Linked DNA regions of Homo sapiens: region 1 is linked to region 2. A link is a loop called in an ENCODE intact Hi-C map of the cell type or tissue named here. Cell type or tissue: ascending aorta. All regions are shown on one strand. Links, peaks and the distances in the headings refer to the core of each region. The heading gives the core; the rest is flanking DNA. Region 1 holds the start of NUDT19 (nudix hydrolase 19). Region 2 holds the start of TRT-AGT1-3 (tRNA-Thr (anticodon AGT) 1-3).

Region 1 (8,504 bases), core at 326-8,325, 490 kb before region 2:
AGGATGGAGTGCAGTGGTATGATCTTGGCTCACTGCAACCTCTGCCACCTGGGTTCAAGCAATTCTTCTGCGCCACCATACCCAGCTAATTTTTGTATTTTTAGTAGAGACGGGGTTTCACCCTGTTGACCAGGCTGGGCTCAACTCCTGACCTCAGGTGATCCACACATCTTGGCCTCCCAAAGTATTGGGATTGCCAGGTATGAGCCACTGTGCCCAGCCTGAAGTGTAACTTTTGAGGCTAAGTCATAAAAGGCATCATGGCTTCTTCCTCTCTCATGGATCATTCTTTCTGGGAGAAGTTTACCCACCAAGTCCTGAAGACATTGAAGCAACCCTATGGAAAGATCCATGCGGTAAGGAACTAGGCCCCCTGCCAACAGCCATGTGAGTGAGCCATTGAGGAAGTGGATCTCCCAGTGCTGGACAAGCCCTGGCTGACATGCTGATCACAGCCTCATGGGAGATACTGAGTTAGGATCACCACATGGAGGTGGTCCCTAATCCCTGATCAACAGAAAAGGTGGGATAATCAATGTCCATTGTTTTTTGTTTGTTTTTCTTGTTTTTTTTGTTTTGTTTTGCTTTTGATTTTGAAACAGAGTCTTGCTCTCTCACCTAGGCTGCAGTGCAGTAGCACTATCTCAGCTCACTGCAACCTCTGCCTCCCGGGTTCAAGCGATTCTCCTGCCTCAGCCTCCCGAGTAGCTGGGATTACAGGTGCCCACGACCACACCCAGCTAATTTTTATTTTTATTTTTTGTATTTTTAGTAGAGACGGGGTCTCACCATGTTGGCCAGGCTGGCCTCAAACTTGTGACCTCAGGTGATCCACCCACCTCGGCCTCCCAAAGTGCTGGGATTACAGGTGTGAGCCACTGTGCCCCATCTTTTTTTTTCTTTTGAGGCAGAGTCTTGCTCTGTCACCCAGGTCGGAGTGCAGTGGCGTGATCATGGCTCACTGCAGCCTCCAACTCCTGGGCCCAAGCGATCCTCCCATCTCAGCCTCTTGAGTAGCTGGGACTACAGGCATGTGATACCACACCCAGCTAATTTTCTTTTTCTTTTTTTTTTTTTTGAGACGGAGTCTCACTCTGTCACCCAGGCTGGAGTGCAGTGGCGCAATCTCAGCTCACTGCAAGCTCTGCCTCCCGGGTTCTTGCCATTCTCCTGCCTCAGCCTCCTGAGTAGCTGGGACTACAGGCGCCTGCCACCACACCCGGCTAATTTTTTGTATTTTTAGTAGAGATGGGGTTTCACCGTGTTAGCCAGGATGGTCTCGATCTCCTGACCTGTGATCCGCCCACCTTGGCCTCCCAAAGTGCTGTGATTATAGGCGTGAGCCACTGCACCTCCCCACTAATTTTCTTTTAAGAGGAGGGGTCTCACTGTGTTTCCCAGGCTGGTCTTGAATTCCTGGCCTCAAGTTATCCTCCCGCCTCGCCCTCCCTAAGTGTTAGGGTTACAGACATTACCCACCATGCCTGGACAATAAGTGTTTATTGATTTAATCCACCAAGTTTTTGACTAATTTGTTAACAGCATTAGGTAAATAACATATCCACAAATTATCCTGTGAGCAGAGCACTTTAGATATGAATATGATATCTGTATCTCTTTGAATGCTCATGGATAGTTCTTTGCTTCTGTATCATTTCTTGGCTACAGTTCAGATAACTGAGTTTATATGACATGATCTCTGAATCCATAAACTGTAATTGTGTCATCTCAGTGCCCCAAATATGACAGTCATGGCAGTGTGCACATTTTGGACACTGTTCTGTGTTGGTTAAGGTCCAGTTTCTGCCAGGTGTGGTGGCTCACACCTGTAATCCCAGCACTTTGGGAGGCTGAGGTAGGCAGATCACTTGAGGTCAGGCGTTAGAGACCAGCCTCACCAACATGATGAAACCTTGTCTCTGCTAAAAATACAAAAATTAGTCAGGCGTAGTAGCATGCGCCTGCAATCCCAGCTACTCCAGAGGCTGAGGCAGGAGAATTGCTTGAACCCGAGAGGCAGATATTGCAGTAAGCCGAGATCGCACCACTGCACTCCAGCCTGGTGAGAGCGCCAGACTCCCTCTCAAAAAAAAAAAAGGTTCAGTTTCTGTTGTTTTGCTATGCACCCAGGACCAGGACTTGGTCATCTCACTCATGAGTAACCAGCTTCTGTGAAAACCAGCTGATGTTGAAACACACACATTCACCTACAAAACCACGGTGTTATTTTACAGCAAAGGGAGTAGTATGTTCTTAAGACCCTTAATCCCTCCATAAATGGTTAGTCATCTGTAAAATAGTGGTAACTGTTTCCACTTCATGGGGTTTTGTAAGAATTACACAACTAATACTAATAAAGTTCCTAGTGCCTCACACACTGTACCCAGTAACTACTAATATTATTATCCCCTAGGATTATTATTACTCCTAGTATTGAAGACATGTTACTTTAATCACCTGAGTGCCTTTCTCTCCATTGCTCTGTATTTTTATTTTATTTATTTATTTATTTTTTTGAGACAGAGTCTCGCTCTGTCACCCATGCCGGAATGCAGTGGCAGGATCTTGGCTCACAGCAACCTCCACCCAGATTCAAGTGATTCTCCTGCCTCAGCCTCCTGAGTAGCTGCAACTATAGGCGCGGGCCGCCACACCCAGCTAATTTTTGTATTTTTAGTAGAGGCGGGGTTTTGCCATGTTGGCCATGCTGGTCTTGAAGTCCTGGCCTCAGGTGATCCGACCACCTCGGCCTCCCAAAGTGCTGGGATTACAGGTGTAAGCCACAGCGCCTGGCCAGAGACCAGGTCTCTTCAAACAAAAAAACAAACAAAACCCCTAAATATTGACAATGTCATCTGTGGATTCTACCCAGGAAATAACCCACATTAAAATGATGGTTTGTGAGGGTCGGCAGGGGTATAGTGTATTTCATCCAAAAACATAACAAATGTGTGATCCAATTATAATAGCAATTATGGGAAAAGCTGTCGGTGACTGATAAGGAGTTATAAAAGAAAAGACTCAAATTTACACAGGCTTTTCAAAAGATCATAATCCTGCTATTGGAGGTGGAAGTCTTCTAGACACTAACAAGGTGGAGAGAAATCTCCATGTGGAGGCCCAGATTAAACATCTCCCATCAAAGTGGAACTCGTCAAATGTCCTAAGACACCTAAGGCCGTCCCCAGGCGCCCTGACAATAAAAGGTAACCAGAACACGAGAGAAATTACTCTGGGAGTACCTTTCACATTCAAGGTGTGCAGTAGGAAATTTATAAATTGGCATCTGGCTCGTCCATTCATTTCTCATTGGTGTGGTTCACGTGTGCTTGCAAAGGTCAGACTTCTGCCCTTCGAATGTCCTCTCTCCCTCTCCCACAGAAAACACCCACATGTGGGTCCTTGTTTAAAGCAGAAAGTCCTAGTCCTTAGCTTTTAGTGAGGTGGATGTCATCAGGCCTGGGTTGGCATCCTGTTTTTTACCATGGCAAGTCATATGCGCCCTTAAGCATTCCTGCTTTTGGTCCAAGCTTCCTGCGTGGGAATACTGCGGTCCTCCTTTCAGGCAGCTGTGAATGACAAACGGTCGCTGGCTGCCGTGACACCCATTGTCCCGCGAGAGTGCCCTAGCTGGGCCCCAGTGCACTCGAGGCGGTCCCTGCTCGGGTGCCCCTCCCACAGGCAGGCGCCGTTGCCGACCAAACGCCCAGGTTCACCCAACGCCAGAGGCTCGTCCTCAATTCCCGCGAGGCCCCCGGAGGTGCTGGGGTCCCTGCAGGGCCGGGCCACCTGCCGTGGAGCTCAGGCCGCGCCAGAATCGGATCCGGGAAGCTGCGCGCCATGAGCAGCTCCCTGCGGCCGGGCCCCAGCCGCTGGCGGCGGGCGGCCAGCATCGTCCTGGCGGCTGGCTGGTCGCGCCCGGAGACCGCCACCCCGCCGTCGCGCCCGCCGCCGGCCGAGGGCTTCCGGCTGCTGCTGCTGCAGCGCTCCCCGCACCAAGGCTTCATGCCGGGCGCGCACGTCTTCTCCGGCGGAGTGCTGGATGCGGCCGACCGCTCGGCGGACTGGCTGGGCCTCTTCGCGCCGCACCACGGGCCGCCGCGCTTCGGCCTGGGCCCGGCGCCATTCAGCCGCACCGCTTTCCCGTCGCTGCCCGACACCGATGACCACAAGACCGACAACACTGGGACGCTGCCTGAGGACGTAGCCTTCCGCATCTGCGCCGTGCGGGAGGCCTTTGAGGAGGCGGGCGTGCTGCTGCTGCGGCCCAGGACTTCCCCACCAGGCCCAGCACCCGGGCCTGGCCTCGCCCTGGAGCCACCGCCGGGCCTGGCCTCCTGGCGCGACCGCGTGCGCCAGGACCCGCGCCACTTCCTGCGGCTGTGCGCCCACCTCGACTGCACACCCGACATCTGGGCGCTGCACAACTGGAGCGCCTGGCTCACCCCTTTCTTGCGGGGCACCACTCGCCGCTTTGACACGGCCTTCTTCCTGTGCTGCCTGCGCGAGCCGCCGCCCGTCTACCCCGACTTGGCGGAGGTGGTGGGCTACCAGGTAAGGCCTGCTCAGGGCCTTGCTGCGGACCGCCAGGACGTGAGAGGGAGGACCCCTCCCAGCGGCCCAGGCCCCCAAGGGACCCCCGCATAGGCCAAGCCCAGAGAGATTAAGCAGCAAGGAACGCTTAGACGGGCTGGAAACTCTCACCCCTGTAGACCAAAGCCATGCTCTTGGTGAAGTGCTCTCTGCTTTCCTAGGCTTTGGGGTCTCAAGGCCTGGAGCCTGTCTCTCCACGTGGTTCCTCCAGCGTGGCCACTGTGTAAGCACTTGTACATGTGTAGACATAGTACATCTCCACAGCCGTTTAATTTGGTTTTCTTGGAGAACAGACTTAATATGATCCAGTCTTCCTATTTTTATTTATTTTTGGTACAGATGGGGGTCTTGTCTCTCTGTGTTGCACACCCAGGCTCGTCTCCAGCTCCTGGTGTGTCCAGAATTGGTTCCTTCCAGTGGGTTCTTGGTCTCGCTGACTTTAAGAATAAAGCCGCGGACCCTCGAAGTGAGTGTTACAGTTCTTAAAGATGGTGTGTCCAGTTTCTTCCTTCAGATGTTCAGATGTGTCTGGAGTTTCTTCCTTCTGGTAGGTTCGTGGTCTCGCTGACTTCAGGATTGAAGCCGCAGACCTTCGCAGTGAGTGTTACAGCTCTTAAAGGTGGTGCGTCAGGAGTTGTTTGTTCCTCTTGGTGGGTTTGTGGTCTCGCTGGCTTCAGGAGCGAAGCTGCAGACATTTGTGGTCAGTGTTACAGCTTATAAAGGTAGTGCGGACCCAAGGAGTGAGCAGCAGCAAGATTTATTGCAAAGAGCAAAAGAACAAACCTCCCACAGCGGAAGGGGATCAGAGCAGGTTGGGTGCTGGTGGCTGGGTGGCCAGCTTTTATTCCCTTATTTGGCCCTGCCCATGTCCTGCTGATTGGTCCATTTTGCAGAGTGCTGATTGGTCCATTTTTACAGAGTGCGGATTGGTGCGTTTACAAATCTTTAGCTAGACAGAGCACTGATTGGTGCGTTTTTACATAGTACTGATTGGTGCATTTACAAACCTTTAGCTAGACACAGAGCACTGATTGGTGCGTTTTTACAGAGTGCTGATTGGTGCATTTACAAATCTTTAGCTAGACAGAAAAGTTCTCCAAGTCCCCACTGGACCCAGGAAGTCCAGGGGCTTCACCTCTCAATCCCGCCTCTAAACAGGGCACCCCATCTGCTGTTGGGAATTGGGCAATGACTGCTCTAGCTACTTCCTGCTGGACAGGGGCAAAGAAGGGGCCCTGCAGTTGTAGTGTCCTCCAGAGGGGAACTCTCTAGGCCAGTGAAAGGGCCAGTGGGTCGGTCCAGGGGTCCTCGGTAGAAGTTGTTAGTTGAGCTCATTTGGGTTTCCGTTTGTAAGACCATCTGTAGTTTGATGGCCTTGATTCTAGAGGAAACAAATTTGACAAGGAGGTTAAAAATACAGGGCCCGAAGGCGAGTAATAGTAAAACGGCTGTCACAGGATGTAGAAAGGGGAGAAGCCATGTTGCCCAACTCCAGAGGTTGGTATAAGAGTTTGAAAGGCGTTGTCTGATTTCAGAAACCTTTTCCTGTAAATGCCGGGCGGCATCTTGCACTATCCCTGACTTGTTAGTGTAAAAACAACACTCTTCCCCTAAGGTGCAAAGTCCTCCTTTCTCAGCAGTGAGGAGGTCTAGGCCTCGGGGGTTTTGGAGAGTCACTGCTGCCAGAGTCTATTTGGGATTGTAGTTACTATCCTTACTGAATAGATTTTGTTATTTCTTGCAAACTGTCTGAGAAATACTTTGAGAGTGTGTGGTAGTAAGATAATGAAGTAGATAAACTGGCTATTCCGGTTCCTGTAGCAGTGGCCATTTCTAGCCCTATAAGTAGGGGTATCAGTTGTATGGCCCTGTGCTGATGGACTTGAGCTTTGAGGGGCACTGATAGGGTCTGATGTCCATAAGATTAGAAGTTAGGATAATATGTGTTACACTGTTAACTTTTAGCAAACTTTACTTTTGTTGAAAACCTTAAGTTTGGGATTTCAATTATTCTTTGCTATTAATAAGACCTCGTTCAGTCCATATTCACTTAAAATTGGTATAGATGGCTCCTTCCTGATTCTGTAAGTACTTTAAGGTTTGGCTGAGTGCAAACAGCTTGCACATTTGAGCAGACCAATTATTAGGCAATTTTCCTAACTCTGCTTCTGTAAGAGTTTCCTTATCACGTACTGAGTACCCATTGTGTCTTTTTCCTTAATCGCCCAGGAGGAAACATCTATCATCCTGTCCTGAAGGGGGTTCCTCCTATGTCTGGTCAGACCTTCAGATTTAGATCCCCTGTTAGGAACCTGCTGGGTTAAGGATTTTTGATAGGAAGGCTACAGGTTGTCAGTGGCCTCAGTGCTTTTGGGCTATGCCCTTGTTTACACTGACAACAAGGTGGTATTGGAGTGTTACAGGGTTACAGAGAAGACCTTCAATTATCAATTGTAGGTTTTATTTTTCATTTTTATTTTTTTGGAGATGGAGTCTTGCCCTGTCACCCAGGCTGGAGTGCAGTGGCATGATCTAGGCTCACCGCAACCTCTGCTTCCCGGGTTCAAGCAATTCTCCTGCCTCAGCCTCTGGAGTAGCTGGAATTACAGGCGCCCGCCACCACACCTGGCTAATTTTTGTATTTTTAGTAGAGACGGGGTTTCACCATGTTGGCCAAGTTGGTCTCAAACTCCTGACCTCATGATCTGCCCGCCTTGGCCTCCCAAAGTGCTGGGATTACAGGCATGAATTATATATTTTAAATTTACCCTGGCTTTTAAAGGAATAGGGTGCACTGTTTTTTCTTTACTACTTCTATCTCTTTCTCTCTGACTCCTTTGTCTCTTCCTCTCTTTCCTTCTGTCTTTGACTTTGCCTCTTTCTCTCTGCTGGTCTTTCCCTGCCTCTGCCAGCCGCTTATGCTGCCGTTCTCCCTTCTCCTTCCCCTTTTTGATGGCTTCGGCAGTGTAAGACTGCCACCTCCTTGGGTTTTTGCATTGAGTGCAATAACTCCATGATTTCCTTGTGGTATTTAATGGGGGTTCCCCCAGAGGTTAGGAACGCTCTTTCTTTACATATTGCAGCATGGGCATGTAGGATTAGATAAGCATACTTGCTATCTGTATACACGTTTTTTCTTTTTTCCTTTCCCAGTTCTAAGGCTCGGGTAAGTGCCACTAGTTCTGCTAACTGGGTGCTGGTCCCTGGGGGAAGAGGTTTACTTTCAAGTACGGTTACATCACTAACTGTGGCATAACCTGCCCTTCGTATCCCATTTTCCACAAATGAACTTCCATCGGTATATAGGTTAAGGTCAGGATTAGCTAACGGGACTTCTAAGAGATCCTTTCAGGCGGCATAAGTCTGGACTACTACCTGTTGGCAGCCATGCTTGACCCGCTCCCTATCCTCTGGGAGAAAAGTGGCAGGGCTGAGGGCCACACATGTATGCACTTGAAGCACTGGTCACTCAAGGAGTAGTGCCTGGTATCTAAGCAGGTGGTTTTCTGATAGCCATAAACTTCCTTTGGCACCTAGTTTGCCATTTACATCATGAGTAGTCCAGACAGTGAGATCCTTTCCTTGTATTATTTTGATAGCCTCTGACACTAAGACAGCCACTGCCACAACTACCCCTAAACAGTTAGTCTAGCCTTTTGCTACTGTATCAGTTTCCTTAGGTATGCCACTGGTTGTGGAGTTGTCCCATGAGTCTGAGTAAGGACCCCAAGAGCTATTCCTGCTCTCTCTGTGACGTTTAAAGAAAAGTTTCGTCCTGTGGGAAGGCTTAAGGCTAGAGCTTGAGTTTGTTCCTTCCAATGCCCAGACTTCAGGGTTGATTCCCTCCCCAAGCAGGGGACAACAAATGGGTAACTTGTTCCCCATATTCATGTAGATAATAGCTCCAGCTT
Region 2 (8,504 bases), core at 227-8,226:
CCTGGCTGCTGCCTTGGAGTGCAGGCTGGGCCCCTTTAAGTCCTTCCCTGGGAATCCTGGAGCTGCCTAGACTTGGCCTCCTCTCAGAAGGTTCGGCTGGGAGCCACTGCTTCTGGGAATGGCTAATTTGGGAGCCGCACTGCAAGGCAGTTGTGTGAGGGGTGGGACTCACATGGACCTTGTCCCTGTTTGGCCCTTAAACTGTGAAAGCTGACTTGCTACAGAGCAGTGATGGCCCTTGTTTTTCACTGGCCACCTAGGGCAAGGCCTGGGAGCCTCCTCCTCTGTGAGCCCTGTTGTTCTGGGGTTGGACCGTGGGATGTAGGAATGTAGGATAAGGTAGGTAAAGGATCAAATTTCCTTTTTTCTTTTTATTTCTTTTTTGAGATGGAGTCTCGCTCTGTCGCCCAGGCTGGAGTGCAGTGGCGCGATCTCGTCTCACTGCAACCTCCGCCTCCCGGGTTCAAGCGATTCTCCTGCCTCAGCCTCCCGAGTAGCTGGGACTACAGGCGCCCACCACTACGCTGGCTAATTGTTTTGTGTTTTTATTAGAGACGGGGTTTCACCATGTTGGCCAGGTTGGTCTCGAACTCCTGAGCTCAAGTGATCCGCCCGCCTCAGCCTCCCAAAGTGCTGGGACTACAGGCGCAAGCTATCCGCACCCAAACTGGGATCTAATCTATTTCTTGCAAAAAAGGAAAAGAAAGAGGCCTACCTGAAGCTGAAGCAAGGATGAGCCTGCTGCATTTGACTTGCTCTGAATCAATCAACATGAGAAGCCTGAGGCCAGGCTTCCCCGAGGCCTGCCCCAGGTAGGGTTTACCCCCCTCTCCAGCAGGCCTCAGTGTCCTGGAGTGGGCAGAACAGCAAAGCCCAGGGGCTGGGAGAGCCAGGGCAGGGGCGCGGCCACCTTGCAGGCTCTTCTCCAGGGGACCATGCATGGTGGGAACCCCTGAGGGGCCTCTGCCCATGGCCTAGGAGACCTCATCCCATGGCACTCTTGCTTGTTAGTGGGAAGCAGACGTGATGGGTGAGCTGTGCCATTTGTTTTCAGTGTACTCTGTGAGCTTTGGCCAGAAACAGGCTCAGGGACGCAGGAGGGCACCTAGCACCTGCATCAATCTGCTTCACACCCCTGCTTTGTTCAGAAATCTTGCCTACTTGCGTCTCATGGTTCTGTAAAAGTTGGGTGTTCTCAGGATGTCAGGGAGTCATCCTCTTAGTCCCACAATTTTACTCGGCACAGAACAATGGATGGGGCGGGACACTCACCCCCATCCTCCCAACTGTCAAGGGGCTTGCCACGCATGTCCTCAGGACCCCCATGGCAGGAGACATGAGCTGGCAGGAGACATGAGCTGGCAGGAGACATGAGCTGGCAGGACCTGCTTAGCCATTGGTGGGGAAGCAGCCTGTGCTCATTCTCTCTGCAATTTCCGCCTTTGTGGGGTTAGAGATTCCAGAGAGGGGCTGCGCCCAGTGGCTCACGCCTGTAATCCCAGCACTCTGGGCTGCCAAGGTGGGTGGATCACTTGAGGCCAGGAGTTCAAGACCAGCCTGGCCAACATGGAGAAACCCCATCTCTACTAAAAATACAAAAATTAGCAGGATGTGGTGGTGCACGCCTGTAATCCCAGCTACTCGGGTGGCTGAGGCAGGAGAATTGCTTGAACCTGGGAGGCGGAGGTTGCAGTAAGCCTAGATGGTGCCACTGCACTCCAGCCTGGGCAACAAAGTGAGACTCTGTCTCAAAAACAAAAACAAAAACAAACAAACAAACCAAAAAGAGATTCCAGAGAGGGGAACCCTTGCCTTGCCCCAGCTCAAGGTAGCTGGGAGAATTCTAATGGCATGCCTGGATCACCTCTGACCAGCACCTCCTTTCTGCTCTTTTAAAATATCCCATGTCAGTGCGAAAGATGTGACAGGCCTTTCTCCATCTTCAAGAGTGACACCTCTTCTGAAATGTTCACCCAATGCGTGTTCTGCCGGATAGATACAAGGGGCTTGCCAGCAGATACTTCATCGTCATCATCATCATCGGAAAGGGAGAACTCACCGCCGCCAAGGGGAAGCAAGGATGACTGACAGCCACAGGCCCCTTTGAGTGACTCCAGCACAGGCTACCTAGCATGTAGGTTTCGGGGCTTTGCAGGGGCTTTCTCTTGGGCCCCTCCCAGGCTCAGCAGGCCTGTCAGACTGGGGCAGGACCCAAGCCCTGGCTGGACTCAGCACAGTGCCACCTCCTCAGCTCTCAGCTTGGGGAGTGAACACTTTCCGTTTTCATGCAGAATAAATCTAATTCCTTTGGAAAACAAGCGTGCATGTGCATCTGAAAAGCAGTCTTGCTATTTCTAAGCTTTATGTCTTGGTGCTCATCCTGTTTGATTCTTGGAACACATATTAGACTCACATTGTGGAGTCTGGAGTTGCCCTGTAAGGTGACCTGTGGGGGCTGGCACCAGCAGTTCTGGAGAGTTTGTCAAATGAGTATGACAAGGTGTGGGGCCCCCTCTGTGGACGTGATGGCAAGACACAATGAGTGCCTCCCTGGCTAATGCTCCCAGATGGCCACTTGCCCGGAGCAGAGGACGGTTTGGTTAGGCAAGGGGGTGGCGGTGGCATTGCCATCACGGGATGTCTCACGCTTTCTCCTCTAGACGTCTTAATTTCCAGAACCCCTTGCTTATGTGCAGCCCTCTTCCTGCTGCCACGGCATTTTGCACAGCGTGCATCAATCCAGAAATAGGCTGAGATAGGAGCTTAGTTTCCTATTGCACACCATGCTGGGTGAACCTTTCTGTGCATGCTGCAGGGATGCTGGGTGGATGGGTTGGCAGTGTTCGGCTTCGTAGTTGCCCACAGGCCCTCTGGAAAGTGCGGAGACCAGTGGCTGGTGTAGTTGCGTGAGGACACCCAGAAGGGGTCAGTGAGAAACTAGGGAGGGGAGGGCCTTGCCTGCTCTGGCAGCAGAAACCCCTCCATGTAAGGTGTTGGTGCTCCACGCCAGCAGCCTGGGAACCCTGAAGTCCACGATCCCTCCTGAGCCTTCCGGACCCCTCGACTTTCCCCCAGCTCAGGATCCGCGGAAGTAGCGACTCAACTGAAGTTATAGTCCCGGGAGCTGGCAGGGCCCCGGGTCTTCTCAGGCTGAGGTCGCGGGGCAGAATGGTCCGAAGCTCACCGGGGTCACAGTCGGACCGAGGCGGGTGTGCGCCTCGACCGGACGCCAGGGGAGCCAGCAGCCCGGCCGCGCTGGCGGGGCCGGGGGTTCTCCGGAGTGGGTAGGGGCTCGACCGCACTGCCCTGAGTCCCAAGCCCTGCACCAGCGTTCCCCAAAGGCGGAGCGTCCTGGCTCCACGTTGGAAGAGACATTACCGTGACCAGGAAGTCTGGCCTTCCCAGGCTCCGCCCGCTCCGTGCAGCCCAAGCTTCCGGTCTCAGTCTCAGCTGCCTGTGTGAATCGGAAGCTACACTACGCGTGCGCCACAACAGGCCGAATGTGTGCGCATGCGCGCGGCCCATATGGTAAATAGTAATGAAGAATAGTTTAGGAAAGTACCTGTACGGGTGGCGCCGTGGCTTAGTTGGTTAAAGCGCCTGTCTAGTAAACAGGAGATCCTGGGTTCGAATCCCAGCGGTGCCTCAACCGAGCGTCCAAGCTCTTTCCATTTTTGCTCCTGCACTTTTGTGCTCTGTACCCGGCTGCCCGATACTATGAGGGTGTGAGCGGGATCCCGAGAGGCCTAGGTAGACGGGCCCCCCAACGGGGCGTGGCCTCGGCCACGGGGGCGGGTGCAGGCGGGCTTCGGACTCCACCTTCTCGGGTCTCAGGCTCTGTGGGGCGTAGGCGGCGCGGGGACCCAGGCGACCGCGGTTGCCATGGTGCTGGCTGGCCGTGGGAGGCGAGCGGCGGGCTGGGAAGCAGCTGTGCGAGTCCAGCGAGGAGCCGGTGTTCGCCCCGAGGCTGCTTCCTCAGGGCGGGCGGTGGACGCGCTCTCCCACGCCGCCTTCTGTGGCGTGGGTTCCTCGCGCTAGTCTTCCTGGCTCCAAGCTGCCACTTGGGGGAGCCCACGCGGGTGCCGATCCTCGACGTTCGCCGGGCTTAGCTGAGCCTCGCAAAGGCCTGAAGATTGCCCGTCTCCCTGCAGCCGCGCAGTGGGTGCAGCCTTTTCACAAATGCAAGACCTGGACCGGCGGCGAGGCCAAGGGGACCCCGTGTGGAGGGATGCGGGACTGAGTCCGGTTAGCGTGATCCTCAGTCCGATGACTGCGTGGAAACTCCAGGCCAGGCAGGGGACTCTGCCCCAGCTGCAGACGGCCGGGTGTGGGCTGAAGCCAGCTGCCTGGGCTGGGGTTGGTTGCTCAGCGCTGGGGTTCTACCCACATTTGTATGTGGGAACCTATTCCTGAGCAAGTGCATTCGAGGCTTTGGGGGTGGTGGGGTAGGGTGGGGTGAGGCATTGGAGTTTTTACAAACATTCTCCAGGGATTCACATGTCAAACCCGACAGGACAGTCCCAGTGCAGAAATTGCAGTCATGGCATAGGCTGTGTAGTCAAATTCACCTGCCCCAGAAGCAGTTCCTCTTCCTGCCTCTTCTATGGATCTGGGTTTATTGTTTTTGTTTGTTTGTTTATTTCTGTCGTTTTCTAGTCAATTCTCGCGCTTTTGTATCTTGGTTGTTTTTGACTGACATTGCCTAGGAAAGCTTGTAAGGAGACTTTGACGTTTTGCAGTGCTGATAGGAGCGTTCACCTGGATCCAATTAGGGATGAATTTATTGGAAACTGGGCTTGCGTCATTGTGGAGCTGGTTTATTTCTGGCTCATACTTACGCCACTGCAATCCAGCCTGGGCGACAGAGCGAGATTCCATCTCGAAGAAAAAATAAAAATTAAAAAGTCCCTCATTGGATACAGGGTTTGAAATCTTTTCTCCGTTTCCTTTTCTCTTTGCTATTTATTTATTTATTTATTTATTTATTTACTGAGATGGAGTCTTTGTCGCCCAGGCTGGAGTGCAGTGGTGTGATCTCTGCTCACTGCAACCTCCGCCTCCCCGGTTCAAGCGATTCTCCTGTCTCAGCCTCCCGAGTAGCTGGGATTACAGGTGCACATCACCACGCCCGGCTAATTTTTGCATTTTTAGTAGAGACGAGGTTTCATCATGTTGGCCAGGCTGGTCTCGAATTCCTGACCTCAGGTGATCCGCCCCGCCCACCTCAGCCTCCCAAAGTGTGGGGATTACAGGTGTGAGCCACCGCATTTTTTTTTTTTTGAGACAGAGTCTCACTGTGTCACCAGGATGGAGTGCAGTGGTGTGATCTCTGCCCACGGCAACCTCCACCTCCCGGGTTCAAGCGATTCTCCTGCCTCAGCCTCCCAAGTAGCTGGGACTACAGGCGCGTGCCACCACGCCCAACTAATTTTTGTATTTTTGGTAGAGACGGGGTTTCACCATGTTGGCCAGGATGGTCTCGATCTCTTGACCTCTTGATCCGCCTGCCTTGGCCTCCCAAAGTGCTGGGATTACAGGTGTGAACCACCGTGCCCGGCCTTCTTTGCTTTCTTAATACTGTCATTAGAAGTGCAAACGTTTCAATATTGATCAAGTCTAATGTATCTACTTTTCCTTTTTGCTTATGCTTTTGATGTCATATTCAAGACTCCATTGCCAAGTTCAAGGTCATAAAGATTTACACTAATGTTTTCTTATAAGGGTTTTATAGCTTTTGCTCTTACATTTAAGTTTTGGATCTACTTTGAGTCAATTTTGTATATGATGTGAAGGAGGGGTCCAGCTTCATTCTTTTGCATGTGGATTTTCATTCATCCAAACGCCATTTGTTGAAAAGACTATTCTGTTCCCAAAGGTCTTGGCACCCTTGTGGAAAATCAATTGACCATAAATATGAGGGCTTATTTGTGGTTTTCTAATTCTAGTACCTTAATCTACATGTCTAGCTTTATGCCTGTGCCACACTCTTGATAACTATAGCTGTGTACTAAATTTTCAAATTGGGACGTATGAGGACTTCAAAGTTGTTATTTTCAAGATTGTTCTGGCTATTCTGGGTCTGTTGAATTTCCATGAGTTTTAGAATCAGCCTGTAAATTTCTGCAAACAATCCAGTTGGGATTTTGATAGAAATTGCATTTGATAGAAATAAATCATTTGGGGGGATATTGTTATCTTAATAATGTTAAGTTTTCTAATCCATGAACATGGAATGGCTTTCAATTTATTTAGGTCTTCTTTAATTTCTTTCAACAAGGTTTTTAGTTTTCAGAGCATAAGTTTTACACCTCTTTTGTTAAGCACATTTCTAAGTATTTTCTTTTTTTGATACCATTATAAGTAGATTTTTTTTTTTTTTGAGAAGCAGTTTCACTCTTATTGCCCAGACTGGAGTGCAGTGGTGCGATCTTGACTCACTGCAACCTCCACCTCCCAGGTTCAAGCAATTCTCCTGCCTCAGCCACCCAGGTAGCTGGGATTACAGGCGTGTGCTACCACGCCTGGCTAATTTTTGTATTTTTAGTAGAGGCAGGGTTTCACCATGTTGCCCAGGTTGGTCTCCGACTCCTCGCATCAAGAGATCTGCCTGCCTCGGCCTCCCAAAATGCTGGGATTACATGCAAGAGACACTGTGCCCAGCCTGGGTCCCATATATTTCTTGCTGGGGTTATTTCTAGATACTGTGAATGGGATAATTCCATTTTTTAAAAATTGCATGCTCCTGCTAAATAGGAATGCCTTTGATGTTTAAATGTGGCTCCTTAAAGCAGCCCTCTTGCCTGACTGTCTTGACTGTCTTATTACTGCTGATTGCTTGTTTGATTTTTGGGCAGATTCTGAATTGTGCAAATTGGGATGGTGAATGATAACTTTGATCTTAAAGGGAAAAAAAGGACAACTTACAAACAAGAAAAAGATATCTACAACACATATAAGTGACAAAATAATTTTTAGCAGAGGAAGGGCCCAAGGGGTATAGCAAAGCAGTGAAAATTACCGCATTCTATCAGAATCTGAAAAGCTGGGTTATGAACAATCCCAGCCTTCAGTATTTATCCAAAATAAATGAAAACAACGTCCATAAGAAAATGCCACAGATGCTCTCAATACAATAGTAAAAAACTAGGAACAGCCCAGGTGTCCACAGGAGATGAATAAACTGTGGGTTATCCAGGCAATGGACCACTACACAGCAAGAGAAAGGGATGGGATGCTGACACTTACACAGACGTGGGTGGAATCTCACGTCGTGTACAGTGAAACAGTACATCATTTATGATTTCACTTACATAAAGCTCTAGGAAATGCAAATTAATCTATAGTGACAGCAGAGCAATGGTTGCATAGGTGGCAGAGATTGATTTCTTGAAAATGGGTACAAAAAGACCTTCGAGGGGTTGATGGAAATGCTCTTTATTTTGTAGGAGTTTGGGTGTGTGTTTATCAAAACTCATTAAATTGTATGCTTAAGATCTATGCATTTCACAGCACAAAAGTCAATCTAATCTAAATAAAAATATTAAAGGCCGGGCACAGCGGCTCATACCAGTCATCCCAGCAGTTTGGGAGGCCAAGGCGGGTGGATCACTTGAGCTCAGGAGTTCAAGACCAGCCTGGCCAACATGGCAAAACCCTGTCTCTACTAGAAATACAAAAGTAGCCAGGCATGATGGTGCACACCTGTAGTCCCGGCTACTTGGGAGTCCGAGGCACAAGAATCGCCTGAACCTGGGAGGTGGAGGTTGCAGTGAACTGAGATTGCGCCACTGCACTCCAGCCTGGGTGAAAGAGCGAGACTCTAACTCAAAATAAAATAAAATAAAAAATAAAATAAATGAATAAAAAGAGTTCAAGACTGGCCTAGTCAACATAGCAAGACTTCCTCTCTCTAAAAAAAACTTAAAATAATAAAAGTCATGTTGACAGCAGTCTGGTTCGTCTTCCCAGCCTGTCCCCACCAGCTCCACGTGGATTTAACTATTTCTTGCACATGGCCTGTGCTCTTCCAGTAGGGCAGAGCCTGCATTTGTTGGGCGGTGGACTGTCCCATTTCCCTCTGTTTCTACCTCCCATGCAACTGTGGCCTGAAGGGCTCCAGACAGGGAAAGAGAGGTTTCATCTGCGCTAGGAGGGCAGAGATACGCACATACCATCAGCTGCTTCCAGGAGAGGGTTTCAGCTTTAATGACTGAGAGGTGGCCTCAGCCTTGGGGAAGAACCCTCCTACAGCCTCTCCGGAGGAGCAGGGCCTCCTCACTGCCGGGGAAGGCTGAGAGTGTGGTCTCCAGTATGCTGAGTTCTCAGCTGCAGGAGGCAGAATCACTCATCCATTTCCCTCACCCACCTCTGTTCAATGATGGTGATCTTTCCTTTTCTTTTTGAAATGGAGTTTTGCTCTATTGCCCAGGCTGGAGTGCAGTGGCACAATCTCAGCTTACTGCAACCTCTGCCTCCCGGGTTCAAGCAATTCTCCTGCCTCAGCC

What was found. Hi-C counts contacts between places; a loop is a spot of excess contacts. Peaks named below come from ENCODE experiments on the same cell type or tissue, not always from the same donor. Only the 100,000 strongest peaks of a DNase experiment are listed, where the experiment ranks them.
Region 1: it touches region 2 in a loop (6-fold over the local background); 6 of 110 quality-filtered maps call a loop at or near these places.

The regions. Positions count from the first base shown.
Region 1 is chr19:32,688,121-32,696,624 of GRCh38, forward strand. NUDT19 (nudix hydrolase 19) reads left to right here and starts at 3,701. Exons shown (of 3, transcript NM_001105570.2): 1 at 3,701-4,554. The coding sequence starts at 3,841. NUDT19-DT (NUDT19 divergent transcript) reads right to left here and starts at 4,176. Exons shown (of 2, transcript NR_186320.1): 1 at 3,243-4,176. LOC124904690 (a long non-coding RNA gene) reads right to left here. Exons shown (of 2, transcript XR_007067226.1): 2 at 4,845-5,974. RefSeq lists a silencer at 3,664-4,073. In ascending aorta, for the core only: no CTCF peak of the experiment used is centred there; DNase peaks (open chromatin) are centred at 385, 3,611 and 4,241; H3K4me3 peaks cover 3,515 bases; H3K27ac peaks cover 1,885 bases.
Region 2 is chr19:33,173,485-33,181,988 of GRCh38, forward strand. WDR88 (WD repeat domain 88) reads left to right here. Exons shown (of 11, transcript NM_173479.4): 11 at 1,912-2,315. The coding sequence ends at 2,088. It overlaps TRT-AGT1-3 (tRNA-Thr (anticodon AGT) 1-3), which reads left to right and starts at 3,573; the gene lies at 3,573-3,646. LOC124904691 (a long non-coding RNA gene) reads right to left here and starts at 3,394. Exons shown (of 2, transcript XR_007067228.1): 1 at 716-3,394. RefSeq lists enhancers at 2,466-3,230, 2,943-3,012, 4,103-4,162, 4,173-4,292 and silencers at 3,213-3,372, 3,573-3,932. In ascending aorta, for the core only: CTCF peaks have their summits at 2,933 (motif pointing right) and 4,053 (motif pointing right); DNase peaks (open chromatin) are centred at 3,527 and 4,788; H3K4me3 peaks cover 2,948 bases; H3K27ac peaks cover 2,776 bases.